Linked DNA regions of Homo sapiens: region 2 is linked to region 1. Evidence: chromatin loops called from intact Hi-C (ENCODE). Cell type or tissue: ascending aorta. All regions are shown on one strand. Each heading gives the region's core, and the rest is flanking DNA. Links, peaks and the distances in the headings are about the cores only.

Evidence for each region. A loop is a pair of places that touch in the nucleus more often than their neighbours do. Peaks named below come from ENCODE experiments on the same cell type or tissue, not always from the same donor. Only the 100,000 strongest peaks of a DNase experiment are listed, where the experiment ranks them.
Region 2: it touches region 1 in a loop (2.0-fold over the local background); 1 of 110 quality-filtered maps calls a loop at or near these places.

What each region holds. Positions count from the first base shown.
Region 1 is chr1:91,778,728-91,789,735 of GRCh38, forward strand. All of the region lies in intron 3 of TGFBR3 (transforming growth factor beta receptor 3), which reads right to left. Among named protein-coding and RNA genes, the nearest start is that of TGFBR3, 100 kb to the right of the region's middle. RefSeq lists a silencer at 7,178-7,381 and an enhancer at 9,289-9,418. In ascending aorta, for the core only: no CTCF peak of the experiment used is centred there; a DNase peak (open chromatin) is centred at 4,864; H3K27ac peaks cover 3,492 bases.
Region 2 is chr1:91,550,491-91,558,269 of GRCh38, forward strand. The region is part of intron 3 of LOC102723436 (a long non-coding RNA gene); the gene reads right to left. Among named protein-coding and RNA genes, the nearest start is that of CDC7, 54 kb to the left of the region's middle. RefSeq lists an enhancer at 5,486-5,645. In ascending aorta, for the core only: no CTCF peak of the experiment used is centred there; a DNase peak (open chromatin) is centred at 3,001; H3K27ac peaks cover 476 bases.

The DNA of each region.
Region 1 (11,008 bases), core at 2,426-7,425:
CTGGCAATACCAACTAAAGATAAAACATCTATACTGATGATATACTAGCAGAAGAGATAGACAGTGAACATATTTAAAAATAAATATCAGGTGGTAATATAAGTTACATTTTAAAGTAAAACAGTAAAAGAGAGTGTGTCTGTTGTGGGGTGCTATGACTATTTTAAATGGGGTGGTCAATGAAGGCCTCTCAGTGGAGGTAATGGCAAAGCAGGGACTGGGTGAAGGCAGCCACATGAGTAACTGGGAGAAGTACTTCAGGCAAAACAAAGAGCCCATGCCAAGGACAGGAGGCAAGATGTCAGGGCCCACTGCAGCACAGTGAGCAATGGTGAGAGTGCTGGGAGAAGGGGGAAAAGATCATTCAGGGCTCTGGTGGGGATTGCGCATTTTCATTGAAATGTAAAAAACCATGGCAGGAAGCTGAACTGGTGAACTTCGTGACTGGACGGAAGTCTTTCAAAAGATCATGCTGGCTGCCACTTAGAGAATAGATCTTAATTGCTAACAATGATAGCAGCTGACATTTATGGAGTGCTGATGATATTCCACGCACTGTTCTAAGCACCAGTCATGCTTTAATTATTTAATCGTCACAGCAACTCTATGAAGTAGATACTATGATTATGCCCACATGAGGAAAATGAAGCATAAAGAAGTTAACTGACTTGCCCAAAGCCCCACAGCTCATGAGCAGTGTAGCCAGGCTTCCAACACTGGCGCTCTACCCCAGATCTTGCACTCCTAAGAGGGATGGGCCAGAGGCCCACTGCCTCTCAAGTAAAAATGTGATGGTGGGTCAGACCGAAGGTGGTGGTCAGAAGTGGGCAGATTCAGAATATGGTCTTAGGGTAGAACAAATAGGATTGGATATGACATCTGAGCAAACACAGGAAGTCATGGATAATAATGCCAAGGACTGTGGCCCTGGCAACTGTGTGGTAGCGTCCTTTACAGAGCTGGGGAACACAGGAGTAAACAAACTGGAGACAGGAGGGAGCATGGAACTCAAACTAATGTGAGTGTGTGCTCATTTCCCATACTGCTGTAACAAATTACCATAAACTGGGTGGCTTAGAACAACAGAAGGCTATTCTCTCACAGTTCTGGAGGCCAGAAGTCCAAAATCAGCATTGCTAGGCCAAAACCAAGGTGTCAGCAGAGCCACATGCCCTCCAGAGGCTCCAGGAGAGAACCTGTTCCCAGCCTCTTTCAGGTTCTCGTGGCTGCTGGCATTCTTTGGCTTGTGGGTTCCAGACCACCAATCTCTGCCTGCATGGTCACACAGTCTTCCCTTTTGTCTGTGTCATCAAATCCCTGTCTTATAAGGATACATGTGACTGTATTTAGGGGCCACCAGATAATCCAGGATAATCCTCCATCTCACAATTCTTAATTTAATCACACCTGCTAAGGCTTTTTCTATATAAAGGCAACATTCCCAGGTTTAGGGGTTAGAACGTGGATATATCTTTGGGGGCCATTATTTAGCCTATCACAGTCAGGAATACCACAAATAAAAACAATAAAACGTACAGGTGTGGATAAACAGTGAGCAAAGCTTTTCCCTTTTACATGAGAATTTGATCTTCTGTTAACTCTCTCAATTCTGTAACCCTGGTAATCTGGTAAGACAATATGTCAATTATAACACAAGGCAGCTTGCTATTGGGACTGGAAAATTTTAAGACATCTGATAAGAAGTGACATCTGGGGGCTTCCCTGAGAGCAGTGATTCTTGTAAATGGGGCATATTTATGAGACAGAGTACCATGAAAACTATTCCTACATAGTTGCCTACTAGTTCCCGCAAGGGTCTAAGGCTTTTTTTTTTTTTTTTTTTTTTTCTGACATGGAGTTTCACTCTTGTTGCCCAGGCTGGAGTGCAATGGCATGATATTGGCTCACTGCAACCTCTGCCTCCCGGGCTCAAGCGATTCTCCTGCCTCAGCCTCCCAAGTAGCTGAGAATACAGGCATGCGTCACCATGCCTGGCTAATTTTGTATTTTTAGTAGAGACGGGTTTCACCATTTTGGTTAGGCTGGTCTCGAACTCCTGACCTCAGGTAACCCACCCGCCTCAGCCTCCCAAAGTGCTGGGATTACAGGTGTGAGCCACTGCACCCGGCCTTCCTAAGGCTTTTAAACTAGAGAACTACACACACACACACACACACACACACACACACACACACACACACACACAGAGATCTCATCTCCTGGCATTTGAGCCATCAGCTGGAGAGCTCTGGATGGCTATGTGAACTGATGAACTGATGTGTGAACAGTCACAAGGCACACAACAAGGAGGAATGCCTTGCTGCCATGCCGTAAGCTGTGGTCCTTGTCCTATACCCTTTTAAGTATAATGAAGCCACCCATGGCCTATGATAGTCTCATGGGTCTGAATGTTTATTTGGACCCAAGAAGACTCCTTGCCTGAGTTTGTTGCCACATGTAATAATATCGTTTCAGTTCATTATTTCCATTTCTTCCTCCACCACAGTTACTCAGCAGCAAAAAGGAGTAGAGCATTTGTTTCATCTGTTCATGCTCTTGTGTGGCCTCACTCAAACAGCAAAATGGCTAAAAAGGGCAAAGGGAAAGGAAAAGCTAGAGAACAAAAATTAGTAAATTCACAAAAACTGAGCTAACTGTTCCCTCAGGGAGAAGTGAGTACTGCCTACAAGGAACATGCTGCGCTGCCTGTGCTATGCCTTCCAGAGGCCTCTCCAGCAGAATGAAATGTAAAATCCCTAACCCACAGTTCTGCTGGAAATGTGCAAGTGGGCTCATTACTCAGAGCCAAGATAAAGGATAAATCTTTATGAGTACCGTAAGTATGAGTCATAAAAAATAGGAAACATATGTAGGACGTATACACAGTAATAGCACCAAGCCAGAGAAAGTGTTTAGGAAATGTATTTAAGAACACATGACAAAACAGGACGAAAAATTGCCCTTGTACATTGCTCTAAAACACATTTAAAAAAAAAACCTCACAGCAAGTCAAGGGCCCATATCACTTTGCTGATCTCTAATAAACATAGATCATTTCCATATTTGGAAATAGGCTGGCCTTTTTATTTTAAATGCAAATAGGAGAGCTGAATCAAGAAAAAGTAACTTGGAGTAGGCTTTGAAAGATTTTATGATTTGGGAAATTTGAAGAGCTTCCAAATAAAATACTGGGAATTAGATCTTAACAGCATTAAAAATGAACACAAAAGATTCTTTTAGAAAAATAATTGTTCACAATGGTAATATTACCATTTCATTTAGATTCTCACTATCTTAACAACCACTGGAAAAATGAGTGGAATCTTCAAACCTTATGAAAGCAGGAATCAAAAATAAACTGCAACACATGGGCTGACAACATACCGAGAGCAATGAAGGGCCTGCGTGAAAGCCCTCACGGGGATGCTGGGCTCAGCAGGAAGAACTCGCAGCAAGGAAGAAGCAGAGCCCCCTGGCCAAAAGCACCAAGTGACAATCTAGGGGATGAGGGCGTTCAGAATAGAAGGGAGGGTGATCGGCCCCCAGAAGTCTTTTGGGGCCAGATGACTGAGGCAAAATGTATCATCATTGGAAATTAAGCTCTTCAGTTGCCTTTGATTTTGGAAGATGCCCGAATTTAAGACAGCTTGGCAAGGCTAGGAGACACCTACATGCCCATGTGCCCAACACGGAATCATGTGTGTCCCAACGGACCTTTGGCTCCCTTGGACCAGGGCTTTCTCCTTTACCTTCAGAAACTGCTGCCTCCCAAGGAAAGCACTGCTTGCACATCGACTGACCTGAGGTTGAGAGGAGGAGCAGAGGAATGTGGAAAGGATTGTTTTTACCTTCATTAAGTGTTAAATTTACCTAAGACTCCCAGAGAGTCAATGCTCTTCAGGAACTATTCTGAGGCAGAAATTTCAATATAACTTCCACCTCATGAAAAAATCCAACTGTAGGTCATTAAAAGACCCCAGGGGCATGGCGAGGGCTGAGAGGTACGACAGCTCACTTTCGACCTTTTGTGCTCAGGCCTCTCAGCAGTTGCTATACCTCTCTGCCCCTCTCCCCCAAGGCACCTCGGTATGTGCTCACATCACTGGTAGTGAGGCCACACCTCACTCTGGGAGGGGGACTCACCTTTTAAGAAGACATCGATGCAGCTTCCACGTAAACGGGTCCACAGGCATGCAGTCCCTAACCTGTGGCAAGCCCAGTGCTAGGCACAGAGAACCGACAGCCACATCACCGACTTGCTGGAGCAAATTCAAAATGGATCAGATGTGTGTACACATGTATCAACAAATAGAAGTTAAGCCATAATGGGCACAAGGGGACACTTCAGCTCCGGGCAAGAGTTAGGCTATGGTAGTGACCTTGGATCCTAAAGCTGGGCTCTGTCCTTGCTTCACAGTGAGAATCAGTAACACCTCATCTCATTAGCTCTCTTATCTTCAAAAGTATCCAAGTCATACCTGTAATTTGCCCCTCATCCTCCAAGAGTTGTACAAATTTCAGGTTCAGCTGAAGGACTCTGTGGTTCAGGTGGAAAAAAAAAGCCATAAATACAAAGCATTATTGTAGGGTGCTTTGGACTAGAACCCTGTCTAATATCTGGGCCTTGATATTTCAGCCTTTCAGACAAGGCCAAGGAGCTCAGAGACAAGGACTCCTTCAATCAGCCAGCAGTGCCACTGAGGTGCCCCGGCGGGCTGGACAGGAAAGCATGGAGAACATGGCTGCAATGGAAGCCAAAGCAGCAGGTCTTCCAAACACAGACTCAGATGCCTGTGTCTTTAAGACCAGACCCTCATAAATGGATTGCTTCTGCTGGACACCACGCTCTAAATAAACAGACTCTTCTGGCCGACACACAACTTCCTGTAGGATTCTGGTGGGTAAAGCTTGAAAAGGCTGCCAAATCCAATGACCAGCAACTTTTGAGCTGACTTAGAAAACAAGCTACAAAGACTTGAGTCCAGAGTAAACAAAGGAAAAAGCCATATTAAACAGGGAACAAATTACTATATCGGCAGGGATATTTTAAGTACTCACTGAGCAAGAAAACAAAATCAAAAAAATCAAGTTATAAGGTATTTAATAATACACGGTAGAGTAAAATGCCCTCTTTCAGTTAGAGGAATCAAAGTTAATTAATTCCAGCAATATTAAGAATTGGCTGGAGTCACCCCCTACATCATGAGGACAGATCATTCTCAATGGCCCAACTTCAAACCTGGCTCAGATCAAATGAGCAACCCAAGGGAGCTGCATAGAGTTGAAAACCATTTATAGCTTTTTACCCAGCTGACGGAAAGGACTAACTAGTTTACTAGCAGATGACTAAAACCCCTCAGAGTAAAGAAGAATGTAACAAAGATTTAGAAATGGGCTAGGGAAAAGACTGAACAAAGATCTGCAGTTTAGAGTAAAAAATAAGATTAATTAAAAGAGATTTAATTAAAAAAGTAAATCAAAGCAGTCATACAAAATGGAGGACACCTGCTTAGCTCCAATGTTGAGGGGCCTAGGGACCAAACACTAAGTCCACTAATAGAATGCAAAGCAAATAAAGATGCACTATGCAAAAGGAAAGTCATTTAAGAAGACTTTCAGTTATACTCTAAATAACATCCTTGGTGCCATGCAATAACCCAATTTGCATAATGCAAAAAAAGACCCAAGACCTAGTTCCTGCCCGAAAGCAGTCCACTCACCAGCTGAGTGTGCAGAATTAACACACACGATTCAGCAGCAAGTAATACAATAAAACATATAATTCCATACTGTGGGAAGGCACAGGTTGTGGTAGGGGGAAGAAGATTCAGAGCGATGTTTAGAAAAGAAAGAAATGGAGGAGGGTAAAGCAATCAGGCAAGGGTTTGGTGAAGAGCTAAGACCTAAGCATGGGCTTCCAAAGTGGCAAGAATTGAGAGACTGAAGAAAGAAGTCCAGGTGGAATTAAGAATAAGGGCGTGGGGCAAGGGGTTTAGCTGGTAAGCCCAGGGGGAGGCTCAGGAATCTATACATCAAGGGATCCGATGCAGGGGCTTCACACAGCACACACACTTTGAGAAGCCGATCCACAGGATTAAGTCCAAATCCTTACGTGGCCTTTCCAGTCTCATCTTCCACTCAGCCCCAGCCTACCCCCTTCATTGTCTTCATCCTCTATTACAGGAATTGCCAAGCTCTTCCTGCAAAGGGCTGAATAGTAACTATTTAAAGCTTTGCAGGCCATGCAGGTCTCTGACACAATACTCAACTCTGCCACAGTAGTGAGAAGGCAGCCATAGACAACATATTATCAAATGGGTGTGGCTTTAAAACTAATAAAACTTTAAAAACAGGCATCGGACTGATGAATGCATTAACAAAACATGGTATAGCCACACAATGAAAACTACCCAGGAATAAAAAGGAATGAAACAACTGATACATGCTACAACATCGAGGAACCTCAAGTGCTTTACGCTAAGTGAAAGAAGCTAGACACAAAAGATACATATTGCATGATCCCATTCATATGAATGTGCAGAACAGATAAATCTAGAAAGTAGATTAGTGGCTACCTTGGGCTAGTGCCGGGTCGTGGGGGGCACACACAGGGAATGGGAGAGTGACTGTTAATAGATACAAGGTTTCTTCTTAGGGTGATGGAAATGTTGTAAAATTAGATTATGGGCCACTGGTTGCACATTTCTATAAATATACTAAAAACCACTGACTTGTACACTTTAAACAGGTAAACTTTATGGTACGTAAATTATATCTCATTAAAGCTATTTTAAAAACACAAACAGGCAGCAGGCAGAATTCAGTCCTGCCTAGCACCCTTGATCTGTCCACCAGCCACACCGTGTAGGTGAAGAACTTTCCTCCACACCTGGCGCCCACTCTGTGTATATTGAGTCCTCCCATCCCTTGGCTCAACAACACTAATTTGACTTTTAAGCCCTCCGTCAAATGTTCTTTCTTCTGGGAATCCTTCCCTCACTTCCAGAGAGAATGAACACACCCTTTGTTGGGCTTCTGTACTTTTTTTTTTTTTTTTTTAGACAGCGTCTCGCTCTGTCTCCCAGGTTGGAGTGCAGTGGCGCGATCGTGGTTCACTGCAGCCTCAACCTTCGGGCTCAAGTGATCCTCCTGCCTCAGCCTCCCAAATAGCTGGGACCACAGGTGCACACTACTATGCCTGGCTGTTTGTATTTTTGATAGAAACAGGGTTTTGCCATATTGCCCAGGCTGGTCTTGAACTCCTAAGCTCAAGCGATCTGCCCGCCTCAGCCTCCCAAAGTGCTGAGATTACAGGCGTGAGCCACCACAGCTGGCCTTCTGCAAATTTTTAAAATATATTAGTCATATTATTTGTCATGTTTCATTAAATTCATTCTCTCTCAACTCTAATAGGTGCTAAAGACATAAAAATGAGTAAGAATCTGGCAGAGCACCTACCTAGCACACAGTGGGTTCTTAATAGTGATTCATTGAACAGGCCTGTGAATGAATAAACAAATTCATTATGAGAGCATTATTTAGAGAAGTTTGGTTTTATGAAGAGGTTCACAAGCTAGACAGAAAGAATCAGGGTCTAAAGCTGAAGAGGCCAGTCCCAGGAGACCAGTTAAGGAGGCTCCAGGGTAAGTGGAGAAAAACAGAGAAATTCAAGGGCAATTGCAGAGGAAATGTCAATAAAATGTGGTGATTGGCCAAATATAGGGTTTAAAGAGAATGGGCAGGCCAGGTGTGGTGGCTCACACCTCTAATCCCAGCACTTTGGGAGGCTGAGATGGATGGATCACTTGAGGCCAGGAGTTCAAGACCAGCCTGGCCAACATGGTGAAACCCCATCTCTACTAAAAATACAAAAATTAGCCAGGTGTAGTGGCGGGTGCCTGTAATCCCAGCTACCTGGGAGGCTGAGGCAGGAGAATTGCTTGAACTCGGGAGGCGGAGGTTGCAGTCAACCAAGATCGCGCCAATGCACTCCAGCCTGGGTGACAGAGCAAGACTGTGTCTCCAAAAAAAAAGACAAAAAAAAAGAGGATGAGTAAATACAAGATGGTTCAAAAGTTCCAAGATGGATGGTACTGGTGACATTGATGGGTCAGGGAAGCCAGATTGAAAAGCCAGCACTAGGGTCAGGAGAACTGGCCTGGGAGGGTTCTTAAATTCTATTTTAGAGAGAATAAAAATTACTGTTAGCTAGCAGTTGACTGTACCTATACCGGCCCTAAGTGCCACAGAGACATTTCTCAATGGTCAGTGAACCCTCTAAAGAAGTGCTACTAGCTGGGCACAGTGGCTCACGCCTATAATCCCCGCACTTTGGGAGGCTGAGACAGGCAGATCACGAGGTCAAGAGATTGAGACCATCCTGGCCAACATGGTGAAACTCCGTCTCTACTAAAAATACAAAAATTAGCTGGGCGTGGTGGCACATGCCTATGGTCCCAGCTACTCAGGAGGCTGAGGCAAGAGAATCGCTTGAACCCAGGAGGCGGAGGTTGCAGTGAGCCGAGGTCACGCCACTGCACTCCAGCCTGGTGACAGAGCGAGACGCCATCTCACAAAAAGTAATAATTAAAAAAAAAAAAGTGCTATTAACATCTCCATTTTACAGATGAGGAAACAGGGCTTAGGGAATTAAGTAACTCACCCAGGGTCACACATGGGGAGTGGCAGAGCTGAGACTAGCCCTGTATCTAACATGGGAGCGAACCACAGTGACAGCCACTCCTCCAGTCCATATCTGAGGCACCTGGCAGCTCAAGATGGGACCCAAGAGCCGGGATGCTTCAGCCATCTGACTGTAGTTCCACTGGAGAAGCCCAGGCAGAGTTTTTGGAGTTGTAAGCAAGGAAGTGACAAGCAAAATCCTAAGACCAGACAAGCCACCTCAGGGAGAGGAGACAGAGGAAAACAGAAAGCCAAGGGCTATGCCTCAGTCAAGAACCCCCGAGGTTAGGCACACTGGCTCACGCCTGTAAGCTCAGCACTTTGGGAGTCCAAGGCGAGTGGATCACTTGAGCTCAGGAGTTTGAGACCAACATGGTGAAAAAAATACAAAAATTAGCCGGGCGTGGTGGTGTGCGCCTATAGTCCCAGCTACTCAAGAGGCTGAGATGGGAGAATCGCTTGAGGTTGCAGTAAGCTGAGATCGCACCACTATACTCCAGCCTGGGCGACAGAGCCAGACCCTGTCTCACGGGGAAAAAAAAAAAAACCCCAAGAAGAAAGAGTGAGCAGCTGAGAAAGAAACAGAAAAACAGATGGAATGGTAGAATGAGAACCAGGAAACCAAGAGGGAGGTGCCAGAAAGGGAGTGCTTGACAGCACTGGAGGCTTCATAAGCTGGGGAGGAGCAAGAGTGGGGCAGGCAGATGTGTAGAGGCAGCTCTGCAACAGAAGTTGGTGCCCCGAGGGGCTAGTCCAGTGCTAGCACCAAGTTCTTGGTTAATAGTGAACATGTCACCGCTACACCCTCTGGCCTGGTTCCCCTAAGGTATTAGGGCTAGGTGGACCCCAGGGACCCTCTAGTCCTAGCAGCCCTTGAGTTGTTCAAAGGGGCATCATCAGGGTCTCCCCAGAGATTAGCTCAGGCCACAGAGAGGGAAGAAGGGAAAGAAGGACGTACAGATGTTCACTCATTCCAGTGGAGCAGGGGAAGGAAAAGAGAAATAAGCTGACCTGAGGCATCAGAGGGGCCAAGTCATACATGGCCTCTTCATCGTGGAAGAAAGAAAAGTGAAATAATTAAACGTGTCTAAACTTACACAGAAATATTTAGAAAATACCGTGGAAGGAGTGATTGAAGTCAATGCAATAAATACTTCTGCAGAGTTTAAGTATTTAAATCAGCGATTAGCAGTTAAGTTTCCTTTTACTCTCAAACAGAATGTCAAGAAGCAGATAAGCAATGGCAAGGAGAAGGCTCAAGCTGGAAAACTGGAGACGCTGCACACGCATGCACTGGGCCTTTGCCCAATCAGCACATCTGCATCTCAGATTTGCAGAGCTGCTCCTGACTTGGGTCTATTGCTTTTTTTTAATACTCTCCCAAAAGTTCTAAGAGCAAAATGTCACATTTTTAAATGCAGAGAGTGCTCTTGTAAAAACATTGTCTAACAACACTTTCAGGAAATTATATAATTCTTTTTTTAAAGCCAAGGGCAGTTACCATGGCAACAGTAGTACAGGTCAGGGTTCTAACCCTAACCTCCATAAAGACAAAACACCATACTGGTTGGAAAATGCTGCTGCTGGACAAATTTTAAAAGGGGTCAGCTGGGCACGGTGGCTCACGCCTGTAATCCCAGCACTTTGGGAAGCCGAGGCTGACGGATCACAAGGTCAAGAGATCGAGGCCATCCTGGCCAACATGGTGAAACCCCGTCTCTACTAAAACTCTACTAAAAATACAAAAATTAGCTGGGCATGGTGGCGTATGCCTGTAGTCCCAGCTACTCAGGAGGCTAAGGCAGGAGAATCTCTTGAACCCAAGAGGCGGAGGTTGCAGTGAGCCAAGATCGTGCCACTGCACTCCAGCCTAGGCGACAGAGTGAGACTCGTCTCGAAAAAAAAAGGGGGTGTCAAGGCAGTCTCTATCTGGGGGAAGAGGCAATAATGACAGGTTTTTACAATCTGTCCAGCCAGCATAGAACATAAATCGGCATTACCTCATTCTAAAAAGGCCGAGTCCAACCAGGCTCAGTCCCTCTGCCGGGGCAGGGGCTGTACTTTCCTGGGGCAACTTTACAGCATCTGGATATTACTGTGACGAATGACAGGATTTAAGTGACGTGACCAACCTGCATCTTGGTAGGAACGTTTTAACTTCTTAGCTTAGCCTTGTGTCCTGGTTTGTTTCCTAAACCCCGGTGTTTGCTATTACCTCTCTGATTTCTGCTTTCACTTTTTCTAAAAGTCCAAGACTGCATTTTTGGAGAGTTCCTATTGGAGAGTTAGCTGGAATTTTAGATTGAACATCTTGCCCCAAAGTGTT
Region 2 (7,779 bases), core at 1-5,000, 230 kb before region 1:
TGGAAGTGGGGCCTGGTGGGAGGTGATTGGATCATGGGGGTGGTCCTTCATGAATGATTTAGCACAATCTCCTGGTGCTGTTCTCATGATAGTGAGTGAGTTCTCACAAGTTCTGGTTGTTTACAAGCGTACAGCATCTCCCCCCTTCTCTCTCTCTTGCTCCTGCTCCCACCATGTAAGACAGGTCTGCTTCCCCTTTTCCTTCAGCCATGATTGTAAGTTACCTGAGGCCTCCCCAGAAGCCGAGCAGATGCCAGCATCATGCTTCCTGTACAGCCTGCAGAACCATGAGCCAATTAAACATTTTTTCTTTATAAATTACCCAGTCTCAGATATTTCTTTATAGCAATATTAGAATGGACTAATGCAGTAATTAACCTCAGTTTCCTGACAGGTAGATAGAAATTACTAATATGGCCCCCAGCGGCACATGTTCCAAGGAATTAAATGAGATGATATATGATAAGCACTTGGCAGAGTGCCTGGCGCATAGTAAGCACTAAATAAATGTTAGTTGTTGTAATTGTTACTAGAACTATTATGTGAGTCCCTCAGTTTCTCTGAAGAATCCTCCTTGTTTTGTGACCAGCAGTACTTGACCTTTATGGCCAAGATCCAGGCAATTTGTGTCTATTTTTTTCTTGACCTATTTTCTGGCTATAGCTTCTAGTTTCAAGATTGTAACCACATCCGTTTAGTCTTTACACTTATTTCAGACATGATATTTAAACAGATTTTAGTTGATTTTCTGAAGATAACATTAAGTCACAAAACAGACCCCCTACATGCTCTTAAAATCTGATAACTCAGTTCTACAATGCCCATGCCTCAGGGTCCAGAGAAGTTAGATCAGGAAGTGGAGGCACAAGCCCAAGAATTCATATTCCTTTTGAAAAGAGAATTTGCTTACTTTAGCTTCTAAAGCAATAATTGCATCTAGGGCATCAAACGATTGGAGACATATTGCAATAAAGGGGTTTAGTGTATACAAATTCTATTATATCAAAACTGTGTTCATCCCTGGGATTTTGTTGAGTCTAAAAAAGGTATTCTCCAGAAATAGACCTGCTCCCGTGTGACCACTTGAGAAAATTTAATTTAAAAAAGAGTCAAGATATTGATGCCAATTGACATTGGTTTTTCTTTGATGCAGAATGACAAATATGCCATCTTGTAGTTCTCATTTGAGACACATCCCAACTTGGCCATTCAGTATATTTACAAATCTATCTCAAAACAAAACGTTTGCTTTTTTATTCTTTTTTAGCCTCCTGGGATTATTTATTTATTCAATAAACATTTATGGAGCTCCTACTATGTGCTAGCCACTTGGAAACATGCTAGAGAGAGACATGAACAAAGTATTCCTTCCCCTATTCTAGTGAAGGGAGATGGCCAATAATCAAACAAACAAAATTCATAAACAAGAAAAGTATCAGAGAGTGGGAAGCACTACACAGAGAATTAGAATAGGGAGATTCAACAGACAGTAACTGGATGACTTCTTTATATCAAGCTGTCAGAAAGGTTCCCTAAGGAAGCAACATTTAAGCAGAGACATGTTTAACATTTGAGTAGAAGAGGCTTCCTGGAAGAGGAAAAATTCTGGATCCAAGGTTCTAGGACTTGAATAAACATGACATTCTGCCTCTGATCTCCTCAATTCTACCTCATTAAATTGTGAACTTCAGAGGGTCAAGAGCTGGATGATCCATTTTTATGATTAGAAAGTGATTCCTTCAATGAACCTACTACTTCTTCCTACATTCTTGTTAGAACTTTCTCAGCTATGAATCAGACTTTTCCAGGAAACTTCTACAGTCTTTACTTTGGTGACTACAACCACAATACTCAGTTGTTCCCAAGCAGAAAACTGAGGTTCATTCAAGACTTCAGTATTTGATCAAGATATTTTGCTTGGTAAGCTGGCTATTTTTTGATATAGTTTTATTTTCCCCATCTAGCTGGAATAAGATCATCAAAGTTGGTCATCTTACCTGACATAGCCTAGATATTTTCTTCTTCAGTACTAAACTTAGATGTCCCCACCTTTACAGAGTACATATTAGAGTAAGCAAGGCTAGGTTATAGCAAATAAGCCCCATAGTCCTTCTGTGGCTCTCCTCTAAGCAGTGACTTAGAGATCCTTATTGTTTTCATCTTATATTGCTGCCATCTGGATTCAGAGGTTACAACAGAAGGGAAAGAAAGTGGGAACATGGACAGTTGCACAGTGAATTTTATGGCCAGGCCTGAGAGTAGCATACATCATTTCTGCTCTATCCTATTGGATATCCAGTCATGTGGCCCCAACCTAAGGACTCCTAAGGGTGTCTGGGAAGTGTAGTTTCCCATGTGCTTGGGAAGTGATAGATGGCATGAAATTTGGCGACCCCCAAAGCTTTATCTCTGCTATAGGAAGCCACCCTTCTCTGTTATTCTCCTCTTCAGTCTGGGTTAGGTGCCCCTCTTCGACTGTAGCACAGTCTGATATATAATAGGCACTAAATATGTTTGTTGGTTAGATGAAATGAAAGATGGATTAATTGTAACCTAAGATCTTACGTCTATTAAAAGAGTGAACTAGAATTAATCAGTATTGAATTGGTTAATTAACAGAAAATTCTCTATTCATTCAAGGTATGCCTAAGAATTATAGGAAGAAATTGAAACTACACTGTTAAAAAATAGACTAGATTGGGGATCCCTAGGAAATTCCTTTTATTATTTCAACACACAACCTTAGTAGCCAAAGTCACTCCAACTCTCCTCCCCTCTGAGTCACTCTGGCAATCACTCTGTAGTTATTTCAAAGATTGGGAAATTTTCTGAAGGCAACATGGCCTGTCGATGGCATTGACTTTGGCTCCCCTCACCATCACTCTCATTGTTGCCATTAGCCCGTTTTTAAGGCCCTGAAGTTGGCTGCCCTTGAAATAAAGTGGGAAAACCTGCATTTGTGGGCCAGCTTGGTCCCCAGCCCAGTTCCCCAGCCAAAGAAAGTGAACAATCCTGTATTTGTGGCATCCTGAGCCTGCAGTGACCTTCCGGGCCAGCCAGGATGCCAGAGGGAATGCACATTCTCTGAAATGACAGTAGAGGAAGAACCAACCCATTGCCCCGGGACTAATGAATGGGTCCCTCTTTTCCCCCTGGGACAGCCTTAACAGGGCCACATGTAGGGCTTAACTCTTTTGTATCTTGAGCTTTATACATAGAGGCTGATCTGTCTTGTTTCTTAGCTGGAAATTAATTGGGCTGAAAATAGATAATTAGTTTTCAATGTTAACTGCAGTTATTTATTTATTTGAGTGATTATTTGATTAACGTATTTCTTTACCTTAATACTAGAGAGCAAGGACTATGTCTGCTTTGTTTTTCATTTTATTCCCTAGTAGTTAGCATAGTGCATGGCAGAGAGTAAGTTGTAGGGAAATATTTATTTACATGCAGAATGACTGTGGCAAACCTTGTCTCAAAGCTCAAGCTCTTATTTTGTTTTGTTTTAGCATTGTTTCCCCCGAGAGTGATCATTTCTGCTTCTTGTTATAAGTATAAAATACATTATCAAGTGGCTTCTGCTGTGTGTTTTTGACTCAGTGAATCCCAGAACCATCAAGACAGAGGCTGGGGATCAGCCCCTTCACCAGCTTTCAACTTTGGGCTGGTGGTGAAACCTCATTTTCAATTGCTTATGTATACATGTATCCTGAGTGTAATCAACAGGACTGCTCCACAAACCCAGGGGGTAAATACTGTCACATTTAGCTTCTTTACACAAAACAAGTAGCCTAAGTTCCCATGGTTTATCAGACTGTGGGATTAGCAGAAAGTCTAGCCTCTCCGTCTTGGGGCCCTCTGTCTCCCCATAACTTTTCCAAAATCCCAGAGGTTTACATAATTCAAAAAGAAGGGTCAGCCTGACTTTCACACTCCAGGGGGGGAAATGTTGCTGATCATTGCCACATGGCTGTGGAAAGTGCCCACTTGAGCCTTCAGATGATGTTAGTTCAAGGCTTTGCACAGGCTATTCAAGGTCTATCTGAGTCTGTTTGTGCTACAGTAACAAAATGCCTGAGCCTGGGTAGTTTATTATCAACAGAAATTTCTTTCTCACAATTCTGGAGGCTGGGAGTCCAAGATCAAGGCACTGGCAGGTTCAGTGTCTGGTTCCAAGATGGCACCTTCTTGCTTTATTCTCTGAAGGGGAGGAACAGTGTGTTTTCCCATGGGAGAAGAGTGGAAGAGCAACATGGACCGAAACTAGTTCCTCACACTCTTTTACAAGGCACTAATCCATTCATGAGGGCGGAGCTCTCCTGACTTAATCACTTCCCAAAAGGCCCCACCACTCAGTACCATCACATGGAGATTAAGCTTCAACACATGAATTTTGTAGGGAACGCATTCAAACCACAGCAAGGTCTCTTCAGGAAAATGATCAACCTTGTGTTCAGCTTGGCCAAGATGGCCCCTTGCTTAAGTTCCCAGAACTGCAGAAAGTTAGTTCTTAGTACTAACTTTCAGTCCCTTATGTGACCTTTCTGCAAAGATCCAGTCATCCAGAGGGGTGGCATCAGATTGTATCAGGCCGTCCAGCCCTATAGACCCCAAACTTCTGTATACTCTTCATCCCCTGGGACTATTACATTGCAGGTCTGACAACTTTTCCTATTCCATCTTTGAAACATAAAAAGTTCTCATTATTTCTCACTTCCAACAAATAGGGCTACCCACCGACTTCTTCATACTGGTCACCCGGATGGTCTCTAGGGGGCTCTATTGCCGTCAGGAGGAGGGAACTACTTGCAGTGCTTTAGGACAGTCTGTATTCCCAGACTTTCTGACACCTTTTTTAGTAGAGAAGAGAAGCTGGAGGGGGAGATGGAGAAGGAAGAATGAGGAGAACACTATAATAGAAGCTAAATATCGGCAGATCATTCTACTACACAGCTCTTCACACTGACTGTATAGGCAAATTTCCTGTTTATCCTGAGCAGAAGGCAGCCTTCCTTCTCTAAATTGTACCTACTCAAAAATTTAGGCTACAAACTTACAATCAGGAAGAAAACTGAAAGCTCTTCCTGTTGAGTCATCCGGCTTTAAAGTGCTGGATCTTTGCTGGACATTGTAGTAAATTAATTGAAAGTTTTGTGCAAAATATTATTTCAGGGGATGGGGTAGGCTCCTCGGATGAAACAGCAGTGTGTTTGTGAGGTCAAATTTTTGCTTCTTAGAATAAGAGTCACTTTGATTTTGGTGGGGCAGGATCACCCGTGGGAGGATAACTCATCCACACATATCAGACATGAATCCTTCAGTGAGAGATGGGGAGTGGGAGCAGAGTGGTCAGGGTATCCCTGTGAGGCAAGGGAGGGATCCTGACCTCTGGTGCACCTGACCTCTGGGGGACTGGCTCTTGGGTCCAACTCAAGGTTCCTTTTCAGGGCCTGTGGCATGTCCTCCAGGCCATACTGCCATCTTTAAAATACTGCCGGCACCTAGTTGTTACTGTCAGCACCTGGCTGTGGTAGGGGAGGACAGACACCGATGATTCACGAGGCGTGATCCAGAGCATTGTAACCATTAGTAGTAGGTGTGAAGGGAAATCATCAAACCATGTGAAGGTGGGAAAAGTTGTCACAAGTTGCAAATCTATAAGACAAAACTGTAAGACCAATGAAAATATTGAAAAAATTCACTGCACTCTATGAGGCTGCTGTGAGAAGCAAAAGAAGCAAGTGTAAAGCCTTCAGGTGTCACAGAAATAGGCCCCTGATCGTGCCTCAAACCATAAGACGTCAGAGCATGAAACACCAGTGAGGGAGAGTGATTGCGTTTCACAGATAAAGAGCCTATGAGCAAAACCAATCTTCCTTTCCTCTGAAGTGTGCCCCATTGCTGAATCATGCTGATGAGTTATCATGGTTTTCCTCCTGCATGATTTTCTTCTGTAATACTCATTTCAGAAGTTAAAAAAAAAACAACAAAACAAAACACAACAAAAAAACCTGCTACCTGTTTCTCTTTTTAATCCTGCATTTTAACAGACAGGCCAAGAGCAGGAGCAATTAGTCTCCCTGAGGATTTGCAAAGGGGAATTCCAATTGTGAGCGAGCTGTCATCCTTCTCCTTCAGTTGTTTAAATGTGATTCCATCTAATTCAGTTCCAGAGCAGGTGTTGAGCATCTTATGTGTGCAGACACTTACTAGGCACTGCTAGGATAGACTAGGACAGGCAGGATGCTGCCACTGCCCAGGTGGAGCACATCATCAAGCGGGGGCCACAGAGACATAGACAAATAGTTATCTGGAATTACAATGTGGAACAGAGGAGGGAGTGATAGATTTTATCTTAAAGGAGTTAGGGAAGGCTGTAGAGAGGGTGATGTGTGAGCTGGGTCTTCAAGGATGAGTTGGCCTTGTGGGCAAGACAAGAAATATCAAATAAGCTGAGTGGGAGCATAGAGGAAAGGCTAGGGTGCATAGAAGTGCATGGGGTAGAATGAGAGCCAGGATGTGTGTGGCTGGATGGAGGGTGAGGCCGATTTTAGAACAGTGATGTTCTAACAGGCAGGCAGGTTTAGGGTACAAAGGAGCTTGGATCCTTGCTCGGGACTTAGGCTTCAGGCAGAATTTCACTAGTACAGGCCAAAAGCTGGTGGCCCTGGAACGCAATGTGCAAGCAGCTCAGATTTCACAGGAGACTGCTTTAGGATGGAAGGTATTTCCTGGAGACCTTGCCACTGATGCCAGAAATTCCCAGCATTTCACTCACTCCTCAGAGGCCTCTGGAAATGTGCACATGCATGCTTCCTGAAAGGGGTAATACATTCACAAGCTGACCCCACTCTCCACGTGCTGAATGTCACTACCTAAAATCACTCACATTTCTGGAACTCAAAGGCAGGCTCTGGAGCTAGGCTACCTGCGTTCAAAGCCCAGCTCTACCACTTGCAGCCATGGAGCCTGGGGCAACCTACTTAACCTCAGAGGCCAGGTGACAGGGAGGCACCCACAAGTGAGGTGAGGCACACAGAGATGCCAGCAGCAGAGTGCAGAGAACGTGGGTGCAAATACATTCCTTTGCCCTCACACACCTTTTACCCTCACCAAGCCAATTCATAGCAGAATGCTCTAGAACAGTGTTGACCAACAGAAATATCACATAAACCATGGATGTAATTTAACATCTTTCTGGTAACTCAATTACAAAAAAAAAAAAATGGAAAGAAACAGTTGGAATTAACTCTTTTCCCAGAAAACGTTGTAAAGAGTAGCATGAAATTAACTTTAATAATATACGTGTTAACCAAATATATCCAAAATATTGTCATTTTAACGTGTACTTAACATTTTTAAAAATTAGTGAGATATTTTACATCTTCTTTTTGAGTACTAAGTCTCTAAAATCTGGTGTGTATTTTTTTTCTTACTGCATACCTCAATTTGTACTAGCCACATTTTAAGCTGCCATATTGAATAGCACAGCTCTAGTACAATGGCCCAAATGACTGTACTGAAATCATAACAATAGCTAATATTTCTTGACTACCAGCCAAGAGATCTTGGGCAAATTACTAACACTGTGCCTACAGTTTCCTTCTCTACAAAAAAGAAGTAATAATACAACCTAACTTATATTATTGTGAACATTAAACTGAGAGATACAGCTGAAGTCCTGAATAAGATTATTGTTTCTCTTTGCCTTTGCACATGTAATTTCCTCAGCCTGGAATGCCCTATCTTCTCCACCTGCAAATCCTTATTCATTCTTTT